Regions from separate parts of the Mus musculus genome. Here region 2 is linked to region 1. Evidence: chromatin contacts called from ENCODE POLR2A ChIA-PET data. All regions are on one chromosome and are shown on one strand. Each heading gives the region's core, a stretch centred on a gene start or an enhancer-like site at or near the end of the contact. The rest is flanking DNA. Distances are from core to core; before and after follow the strand shown. Region 1 holds the start of Chrac1 (chromatin accessibility complex 1). Region 2 overlaps Ago2 (argonaute RISC catalytic subunit 2).

What was found. ChIA-PET counts read pairs that join two places held with the same protein, here RNA polymerase II (POLR2A).
Region 2: POLR2A ChIA-PET joins it to region 1 with 19 read pairs in Patski. The contact joins the enhancer-like site here to the promoter of Chrac1 in region 1. POLR2A ChIA-PET finds 5 or more read pairs at or near these places in 3 of 5 experiments (Patski and embryonic stem cell).

The regions. Positions count from the first base shown.
Region 1 is chr15:73,087,450-73,092,665 of GRCm38, reverse strand. Chrac1 (chromatin accessibility complex 1) reads right to left here and starts at 2,254. Exons shown (of 3, transcript NM_053068.3): 1 at 2,083-2,254. The coding sequence starts at 2,229.
Region 2 is chr15:73,150,505-73,155,987 of GRCm38, reverse strand. The region is part of intron 1 of Ago2 (argonaute RISC catalytic subunit 2); the gene reads left to right. Among named protein-coding and RNA genes, the nearest start is that of Ago2, 32 kb to the left of the region's middle. Within about 2 kb of position 1,271, at least 2 of the 3 ENCODE cell types and tissues checked have a DNase peak (open chromatin) inside an H3K27ac peak, as active enhancers do.

The DNA of each region.
Region 1 (5,216 bases), core at 1,005-3,504:
AGGCAGTTAGTTCCCAGCTGAGCTTAGGTGTATAACATAAATATTTACAAATGATTACAGGGGTATCAAAAATATTTACAAGTGGTTTCAGGGAGTGCTGTGATCCATACCTATCATATCAACACTCAGGTGGAGGTAGGAGGCACAGGGAAGCAAGGGCAGCTATGGCTATATATCAAGTTCAAGGCCAGTCTGAGCTAAATGAGCTGCTGTCTAAAAGGGAGGAAGGGGTGGGGTGTTACCAGCCTACACAAAATGGAGTAAAAGGCCAGGCAGTGGTGGTGCATGCCTTTAATCCCAGCACTTGGGAGGCAGAGGCAGACCTATCTGAGTTAAAGGCTAACCTGGTCTACAGAGTTCCAGGACACCCAGATCTACACAGAGAAACTATGTCTTGAAAAATGAAAACCAATCAACCAAATTACATCTGGCTTGCAAAGGACTATATTACAGACATAAGGTGCCAGGCGTCTGTGTCTATTTCAGTCCCTTGTTTTCTCATAACTATAATAAAAATCAAAAACCTCAGACTGAAAAATGACATCTCATTTTGCCCAAATACCTTCTAGGTACAGAACTGACAAGAGCCCAATGCTCAGAAATAAAAACTGAACCTTCCCCAGGGTTCAGTATTATCTCAGCTAGTACGTGATCAGAGAACTGTCTGCATAGTGATTAGGTCCTTAACACTAGAATGAAGCTTACAAAAAAAATGTGAATCCTAGCACCACACAGAAATAAGAGGAAGACCACCATGATCTTTTCCTTTTTTTTTGTTTTTTGTTTTTAAATAGGTTCTACTTTTTTGTTGTTGTTGTTGTTGTTTTTTTTTTTTTTTTTTTTTTTTTTTTTTGAGACAGGGTTTCTCTGTGTAGCCCTGGCTGTCCTGGAACTCACTCTGTAGACCAGGCTGGCCTTGAACTCAGAAATCCGCCTGCCTCTGCCTCCCAAGTGCTGGGATCAAAGTCATGCGCCACCATTGCCCAGCCACCACCATGATCTTAAGATGATTTAGAAATGAGACATGTATAGTTTACATGTAAATATACACCACTGTCTAAAAGGGGCTTGTTATCCTAAGATTTGTATTTGGCTTTGGAGGACCAATCCAAAGATACTGGGGAACTATTGTTATTTTATCAGGATCTACTTAAGGTTGACTCTATTGCAGTCACAAGATTTGTACCTTTGTCCCTAGTCCAAAATATTGTAAAAAAAAAAAAAAAAAAAAAAAAATGCCACGCACTGAATGAAGTTCTAGAAGCAGAGGCTGGAAAAGAAGGTAGAGCCAATAGTCATGGCTGGGTCTCAGAACAATAAGGTTCCCGGCCTACCACTATCGAAACCAAACTTTAAACCAGGAGTGGGGTCAGGAAATTTTAATCGCCGTACTCAGAAGGGCCAAGACCAAGGTGGCAGGGTGTGGTGGCACAAGCCTTAAACCCCAGCAACACTTGGTAGGCTGAGACAAGCAGATCTCTTTCGAGTTCAAGGTAATTCTGGTGGTTTACAGAGCTCCAGGATAGGGAAAACATACTGAGAGATGGCTGGAAATATAGAACAAAATAAGAAGACAAAGCGATGTGTGTTGGGAGGGGACTATGCGGTTATAATTTAACTTGTGACAGCGGATGTCTGCGTAAACTCTGACTACCTCCAGAGTCCTGAGGGCTGAAGAGCCCTAGACAGCCTTGCAAGCCGTCCTGGAAGCTTGGAGAACCTTCCCGCATCTTCCTGGGGGAAGTCAGAGTCAGCCCGACCTCCCGCACGACATAGACCCGCCTCAACTCGCGCACGCAGCCGAACCCTTAACTACGCGTGCGCGAGGCCCAGCGGGGAGTGACGCGGGAGGCGGGGCGCAGAGGACGCTGGGAGCCAGACGATCCTGCAGAGCGAAAGCGGCGCAGTGGGCGGAGCTGAGCCCGCGGGAGGGGAGGAGGAGGTGTGTAGCGCGCAGACGCAAGAGAAAGAGGCGCCGCGCGGCCCCCGCAGGGCAGCCAAAGGCCAAGGCGCGTGTGTGCGGAGCCCGAGGGGCGGTTGGTGCCCGCGCCCGCCCCTCTCGTCGCCCCGCCGGCCGCTCACCGTGGCCTTGGCCGTGAGCACCAGCGCCTCCTGGTTGATGCTCGACACCTCGGGAGAGCTCTTCATGATGACTCGGATGCGGGACAGGGGCAATGACACGAGCCGCTGGTCCCCGCACTTTTCCTTCCCCACGGCCGCGTCCGCCATCTTCCGCGTCCGTCCCGGGCGGCCCGTGATGCTTCGCGCGGCCGCGCCTGCGCAGACGCTGTGGAGCGCGGTGGCCCGAAAGCCTGGGAGCCGGCGCCCGGGAAAATCCCTCTCGGAAACGCCGGGGCAGTCTCCCGGAAGAAGCGCTCTCAGGCGTCCGAGTGCTTGCTCGGGCAGTCCCGAGCTGCACAGATTTGTCCTTTCAAAAACTGGAGAGATGTCTTAGGAGGTCATGTTCTGGAGGGAATCAAACGAACCATGGCAACAGTTTGGCCAGAGGAATAGGGAGGAAAGGCGGCCACTACCCATGTCTTTCTTGAGGCGTATGGGGATTAGCCTGCTAAGCAGACAGGTGAACTGAATGGTCCTAGAGTCTTCTGTAATCCCACCACAATGCCAAAAGGATCACCAAGAGTTCTAGCCAGCCTGGCCACACAAGGTCTTGTTGAAGAAGATGGGCCATGACTTTAGAATGAAGACTATTAGAAACATCCTATCAAGTGGTCTGGAGGGAGCGTCCAAGAATATCAGAAAGTGGGACTCCACGGCAGATGAAACCGTGAGACCGTGGACTTTTGCTTAGATGAGCTGTGGAGTAAACTTGGGAGAGTAAAGTTGATGTGGTCTGAAGAGAACAAAAACTCCTAAGATGGCACTAAATATAGTTGGAGGAACTAAATCGGCAGGGTTTTATAGATTGGATCATGTTTGGTTTTAGTGTCGTCATTACCGTAGTATATCCTAGTCCAATAAACATAAGATACAACTGTCCCTCAGTATCTATTGGGGGATTGGTTCTAAGATCCCCACACATACTGAAATTGTACATGCTGAAAAGTCTTTTTTTTTTTTTTTTTTTTTTTTTTGTGTGTGTGTGTGTGGTTTTTTGAGACAGGGTTTCTCTGTATGGCCCTGACTGTCCTGGAACTCACTTTGTAGACCAGGCTGGCCTCGAACTCAGAAATCCCCCTGCCTCTGCCTCCGGAGTGTGTGCGCCACCACGCCCGACAGAAAAGTCTTAAATACAAAAGACGACAACTGCATAACGCCTAGGCACATTCTCATACAATACCCATGTCTTCTTGATTAAGTGCTTCGTGAATGCCATATGAGTAGTTGCTGGACTGTTAGGGAACAATGATGAGAGATTTCTACATGTCCAGTCAGCAGGGATGGGTTTTGTTTTGTTTTGTTTTGTTTTTTTTCCTGAATACTTTGTATCCCAGGTTGTTTGAGACCATAGATGTAGAACTTATATCCAGTGTTAGTGTCAGGCACGAAGGCACAGTTGGTGAGCAAGCTAGCTGCGTGCTCTCAATAAGGCTATGTTCACCCAGATGTCTGGGGAAAGAATACCATTTCCAGTGGGAAGTGTCATAACTGGTAAGCTGGCCTCTGAGAAGTGATGTTTGTTCTCAGATCTGCAGCAAAGGAAAGCCGTTAGACAAGATGAGTTTTGCCTGCCTTTCACATGCTTCCTTTCACCCAAGTGAGGCAGACAAGCATAGGACTGTTTTAGGAAGCTAGGATGCCACTAGGCTTGGGCTGTGCACACTTCTGAACAATGCCACTAATAGCCTATGGTACCACTCTCCCCATCATGCACGGGAGGATTGGCACACAAACACACACCGCTCTGAACACTGGAATGTTTCTCCTCCACTTAGTTGGTATAAACTTAGATTCTATTTGGTTGTGTTCTAGTAATGAAAGGAGAAGGAGGCCAGCCAGAACTAGTTTGGAGTGCATGCATAATAAAGCAAACTGTCCTTAAAGTGAACTCTTAGGAAAACCCATTTTACCATCTTATTGCCTAGTTGCAACTGGGTGTGCATGCAGTTAAAAATCAAACATTATTGGAGGGCATGTAAGGTAGAAAAGTTGTAATCTGTCAAAATAGTGAATCACCCAAACTATACCCCCTTAGTAACTAGCTCCCCTCCCTTCAGATCTCTGAAGCTAGGGCAATAATAATGTGAGGCCCCTGAGTATCTTCACTGATGTGACCCACTGTTTTCTTGACCACACACTCCTAATCTGTATTGCTTTGCTTTGAATAAAGTTTCCCTATTTTGCAATCTGTCTTCTTTCTTTTTTGTTGTTTTCTAAGACAGGGTTTCTTCACATAGCCTTGGCTGTCCTGGAACTAGCTCTAGACCAGGCGGGTGTTGAACTCACGGAGATCCACCTGCCTCTGTCTCCTGAAGACTGGGATTAAAAGGCATGTGACATTGACCCTATCACCACCTGGTACCTTATAAATTAAATTTTAACCAGCAGCAAGCACAGGACATGGCCAGAAAACTAAAGAAATGCTGTGCAATTGCCCCTCAAGGGTTTTTGTTTTGGCTTGTCTCTTTAACTGATTGTTTTTGTACAGTTTGTTTTGAGTGGGTTTGGATTCAGGACGGGAGGAGATGGAATCAGGAAGATGTCTAGAGAGTTCAGAGAAATGAGAATTCCCAAAGAGCAGGGATGAGGGAATGTTGGGAGCCGCGCCCACATTCGCCGTTACAAGATGGCGCTGACAGCTGTGTTCTAAGTGGTAAACAAATAATCTGCGCATGTGCCAAGGGTATCTTATGACTACTTGTGCTCTGCCTTCCCCGTGACGTCAACTCGGCCGATGGGCTGCAGCCAATCAGGGAGTGACACGTCCGAGGCGAAGGAGAATGCTCCTTAAGAGGGACGGGGTTTCGTTTTCTCTCTCTCTTGCTTCTTGCTCTCTTGCTTCCTGCACCCTGGCTCCTGAAGATGTAAGAAATAAAGCTTTGCCGCAGAAGATTCTGGTCTGTGGTGTTCTTCCTGGCCGGTCGTGAGAACGCCTCTAATAACAATTGGTGCCGAATTCCGGGACGAGAAAAAACTCGGGACTGGCGCAAGGAAGATCCCTCATTCCAGAACCAGAACTGCGGGTCGCGGTAATAAAGGTTCCCGTAAAGCAGACTGTTAAGAAGGATTCAACTGTATGAATTCAGAACTTTTCA
Region 2 (5,483 bases), core at 22-2,521, 64 kb before region 1:
TTTAGCCAGGTACTCATCACAGCAGCTGGGCCCCCTTGTGGCAGTTGTATCTGGAAGAGTAACTGGGGTGCAGCCTTGGGGAATTGTCTATATAGTTTTCTTGAGCAGCCCCATTTGTTTAGTGTGGTATTTTGAATGTTACAGGGGAAGAGGTGCTGGGCCTGAGGGGGTTTAACTTGTGAGAGAACTGTTCAGAATTTACTAAGCAAATTTTTTTGAGATGGGTTTGGGGGCCATTTCTCAAAGAGGGTCATGGTCAGAGTTTCATACTGAACCAAAAAAGCCATTGAAACCCCCACTGTAAATCAGTGGGTTCCGTTTGAGATGAAAGTGAGCTGGATCTCCGCAGGGGGTGTCACTGTCACAGCTGACCCTAAGCCTCTGTGTGTACCCTGCGCTCACATAGCACGTTCTATCACTTGCTGAAATAAGGTCAACATATATTTAGCAGATTACTCATTAAACCAAAAGGGCCACATGAGTAATTGTAGTACTCCACCCTCTGAGCCCCTCAGAGAATCCTGACTTACCCAGCACCCTCACACCCCTCGTGTCTGGTCCCCAAGGACCCCATTTCCTGTCTCACCCAAACTGGCTATGATGACAAGAGATTTCCCAGAGGGTTTTTTTTGTTTTGTTTTGTTTTTTTTGTTTTTTAAATCAGGTGTGATCAAAGCAAAAAACTCCCAGGCAGCTAGTAACTTTCAAGGATAAACAGGTTTCTAGAGGACGAGGTCCCTGCCTTCCTTTCCTCTCGTGGCAGAGGGATATCCTCCATCCCCCACTACACGGGAGGACATCACTGAAGGGCCTTGTGGTTTATCGAGACCTTAGGTGATGGCCAGAATGAATTCCTGATTCTGTGTACTCTGGAACATTTCAATTCTGCAGTGGCCCCAAACAGCTTCTGAGATCAACCCACCCTGTTCTACGGCAGTGACCGCCCACTGCTCAGCCTTCATCTCCTGTGCTCACGCACCATTAGGATGGTCACCCTTTCTGCCCTAGAGTGCTCAGCTGTGTCTCTGCAGCGTTTGTTTGCTAAGTCTGGAGCCAGGTCCTGGAAGGGCAAAGGCTCCCTCCCTTGCTGTGGTTACGTTCTGCTCTCTCATATTCTCGCACGCTCGCTCGGCTTACAGTAGAGTTTGCCAAGCTGTGGGAGTCAGAACTGGGGTGGGAGGGACCTGACCACAAGCATGGTTCCAGTCCAAGCTGTACTTGGCCCTGACTCTTGAGCCAGATGCGAGGAGGACGTGAGCATGGGTGTTCCTGTGTTGGAAGCCACTCCCGCAGGGGGGCTGGTTTTGGGTTTGTGTTCTCTGTTGGCTGGTGGTTACCGAGGTCTTCTGACAGTGGTTCTACACTGCTTCTGCTGATGGTGCGTGGTAGCTGTGTTCCTTCTCCAGCCATGGAGCAGATGGCCGTGGCTCCGTTCTTGGTACACACTCCAGGCATCCCTTTCTTGTCCAAAAAGCCTAGCTGTGTTTAATGTAGCTCTGTCAGTGTGGGTGGCATGTGGCTAGCTGCACAGTAGGATCGTAGGATCGTCAACTATGCGATGCATCCCGAGTCTCCCAAAAGCACCTGTTTGACAGAACCTACCATCAGTCTGTGCTCCTGCAAGCTGTCAGCTTCCTCTCTGTTCTGGAGCCTGCAGTGTCCAGCTTTGGCCTGACTTGTCTAGCCAAGAACCCATACAAGTCACCCAACCATGAAGCGTCTGTAGATGCTTTCCTGTGGGGCTGACAGTGGCAGAAAGGTGCTGGTGTCCATGCCTGTTGTGGTCCACGGTGTGGTATGGGTTGGCTTCCCTGGCTGTGTGTCACACGCTTTTCATTCATAATTTCTGGCCGATGTTCAGTGTGAGCACAGACTTCTACAAGATGAGCTATGTGCCTTCAAAGATATTGGCTTTGAAGCCCAGCCCTGGGAAGAACTCTGCAATCTCGGAGTGTTCCCCTCTCCCTTCGTGGATGCCTGAGGCTAGGCTGGGTCCTGGAGGAAGAGCCCTGGGTTCCACTTGCCCTGGGCTTGCTTGTCTTTCAGAGTCAGGCCTTTTGTTTTTGTTTGTTGGTTTGAGGCTGAGTTCCTCTTACTCTATGATGGAACTTAGTATGGCACAGACATCGTCATAGTCACAGCTGTACACCTGCTTCAGCTTTCAGAATGCTGAAATACAGGCTGGAGCCAACACAACTGGCTCATTATTAGCTTCTTAAGCTACTGTTGGTGTTGAGATATTCATATGGAGTGTGTGTGTGTGTGTGTAATGTTAAAGCCATGCCATCGGGTGTCTCCATTTTTAAAATTTTATTAAAAAGACAGTGTCTTTGAACCTGGAGCCCACTGCTCCAGGGAGGGCTAGACTAGCAGACCAGTCAATCCCCCAGGAATCTGTTTCTTTTGGCCCTCCAGGTGGCTTTTCTAATGGGTCCTGGGGCTCTGAGCTCAGGACTGTCAGGACTGTCGCAGCACTTGGTTTACTGGGGCCCACTCCCTCATGTAAGTCACCCAGGAGTGAAGTCATACAACCTTTGTTCTGTTTAAAGGTCATACAACTCATACTTAGATGTCATAGCGGGACTGCAGGTGGGTGGTGACAGGAAGCGGCCTTCTGGGAAGGGTGGCAGCTGTCCTCTATGCTTTCCTCCCTCCCCCCCCCCCCACACTGAGACCCTCAGATGTGGTGCAGTAGCCCCCTTATGTCTCTGAGCACTAGACCCAAACCTGTCCAATGATGCAGTAGTCTGAGCAAGCAAGGGGTGGGAGTTTTCTCCTGGTTTCCAAGGTGACTCCTGGTTTCCAAGGTGACTTCCTGCTCCAGGTGGTTTGTCACATGACACCTGTAGTCCAGCAGGCACAGGTATACGGTGGCAACAAGATGTGTGCTTGCCACACAGTAGGCCCCTAATGAAAGCCTGACTTGTGTGTGGGTGGATATGCAGGCATTGTCTTAGCTGAACAGGTTAAATGTTTGTTTAAAAAAGGTTTATTCTATTCATGTCTGTGTGTGCCATGTGAATGCAGGTGCCCCTGAAATTGGCACCCTGTTTGTGAGCTGCCCCGTGTGGGTGCTGGGGGCCATTGCTCGAGCCCTTGAAGGGTTGCTCATTTTGTTGTTGTTTTAGGTTTTTGTTTTGTCTTCCTAGTTGACAGCGTCTTCCTATGTAGGTAGCTCAGGTTGGCCTCTTACCTCATGTTCCCTGTCTTAGTCTCCTGCAATCTGGGATTGTGAGTGTGCACACACACCCCTTCCTATGGTTAATTCTACAGAAAAATCTCTAAACAGTCACACCCTTCTATTTACACATCCCAGAGTGGCCGTCACATGAGCCCAAAGCACTTGTATATGGGAGCATATGAAATGCCTAGGTCATGTCCCAGGGCTACATGATAGCTACATGTATGTCCGTGCCAGGATGCCATGTGGGGGTGCCAATGTCGGGCTTCCTCAGGACACCAGCCTCCTGAATCAAACTCGAAGCCGCCCATGCCAGCAGCCTGCATGATGAGCAGGCGCAGGAGAGGCCGGTTGCCATGGCAGTGATAAATGGTGAACTGACGCACATTGTTGCAGCCATGGTGACAGCAGAGTCCCTACCACGTCTGCAGGGTGCTGGCCTGACCTTCCAGCTGCTCCTGCCTCAGGAGGGCAGGTGCCGCCTTTTCCAAAAGACCCCTAGAGAGAAACAGTTAGCCTGCCCATCCCCTATAACCAGTCTAAGGGCAGGTTTGATGCTTTCGGGGCTGGGTACCTGCTTCTGCCTTTAGAGACGAGGCCACACCGGCCCTAGAGACCCAGGGAAGCTGCTTCTCACATGTTCAGATCACGAGTTCCCTTGTCAGTCTGGTGACGCTGGTGTGGGAATTTTTCTAGAATAATGATTTTCATGGCAGAAACAAAATATATAGGTTGATAGATCAAATTAGTCATACTGAATTAAAGCCATCAAAATACCAAATTTAATATGTGATACAAAATAAGGACTTCTTCATCATACGTAACTGCAGAGTCACACAGGTGATGGGAAGCATACCACAGTGCTAGTAAGGGTGGCTGCCCATGGGCCAGCTGGGTCTCTTGCCACCTGAGAAGTGTGTCGAGGACAGGTACTGGGACAGACAGGACTAAGCTTGCCAGGTTTTCAGTGTAGCATTCATTCGTCCTGAAGGAAAAGATGGTCAGAATGCCGGGCTGGGATAGCCAGCTTGTAGATCTGGTCTAGCATGCAAAAGGCCCTGGGTTCAAACCCCACTGCATACATGTGGTGATGCACACCTATATCTTAGCACTGGCAAGCTAGAGGCAGGGAGACTAGGAATTCAAGGTCAGCCTTGTCTACATAGCAGGTTGGAGGCTAACCTAGGTTACACGAGACCATCCGGAAAGAGGAAAGGAAGAAAGGAAGGAAGGAAGGAAGGAAGGAAAAGAAAGAAAGGAAGTCTCAGAATTCAATGTGGAGTTGCAGTGTAGGAGTGGAATGCTGAGGTAAGGGTGGCTGGAGGTGACACACAGACCCACAGAGTTGTGTAGCCTCTGGCTCCCATTGGGTCCTTGGTTCCACAGCACACTCTGATGCCACAAAGTGTCATCTATACAGGGATCACCTCTGGTGGGCTCCTAAGCTGTGAAGTGCCTGGGCCAGGGTGAGGGCCACGGAGGAGCTCAGTGAGGTGGATACTTTAGTTCTGAGAAGCTGTAGGCAAGAGGCCTCAGCCTGAAGAAGACAGGGCAGGAAGATGGGCAGTCAGTGCTGAGGGCGGGTGCTGTCGGAGTTCCCGATGTGGGTCCTGGTTTCTGTCCCGGGATGAAGGGAGATAGAGGTGTGTTCTCTCAGGGGCGTCAGCCTAGACTGTGTGGTCCAGAGGGAGTTTGGAAAACCCTGAGGTGGTTTGGAGGTCTGGGCATGGTATAATGTTAAAGGAAGGACGAGGGGTGGGGTGGGGTGGAAAAACCCAGTCAGGTCTAGCTGGGGCATGTGTGCTTTGAGGTTCATTTCACAGGGATTGTCTTGTGGTGACTCTCTCTGTGGTTTTAGTCTACTTTTCTCTGTCTTCTGTAATTTTTTATTATCAAGGTTGGAGAGAATAAAAGTATATTACAGTAATGGCTCTGTTTCAGCTCCACCATGGGCAGAGAAGAAGCCGCAAGGCCCCTTGACTAAGAGTGGTCCCTGGTTGACTGAGAACATTCCTGAGGGCCTGTGCAGAGGGCCAGGCCAGGAGAGGCGCAGCAGCCAGGGCAGTCAGGTCCCCTGTTCCTAAGCCTGTAAGGAGAGGGAGGATATAGGTTTTTCCAGAAGGCATTGTGACCCTCCTTGGTAGTAGTTTGTAGCAAGCATAGGTTGCTGGCCTGCAGCAGGGCTCTTCGAGCTTGGCACATTATCTGGGTGGGGACCATCTGTCTACCACCCACTTCCTGACGGCCCTGCGAGGAATGGACTGGGTATTCCACCCAGGGCCTCTCCACATCCCTCAGGAAG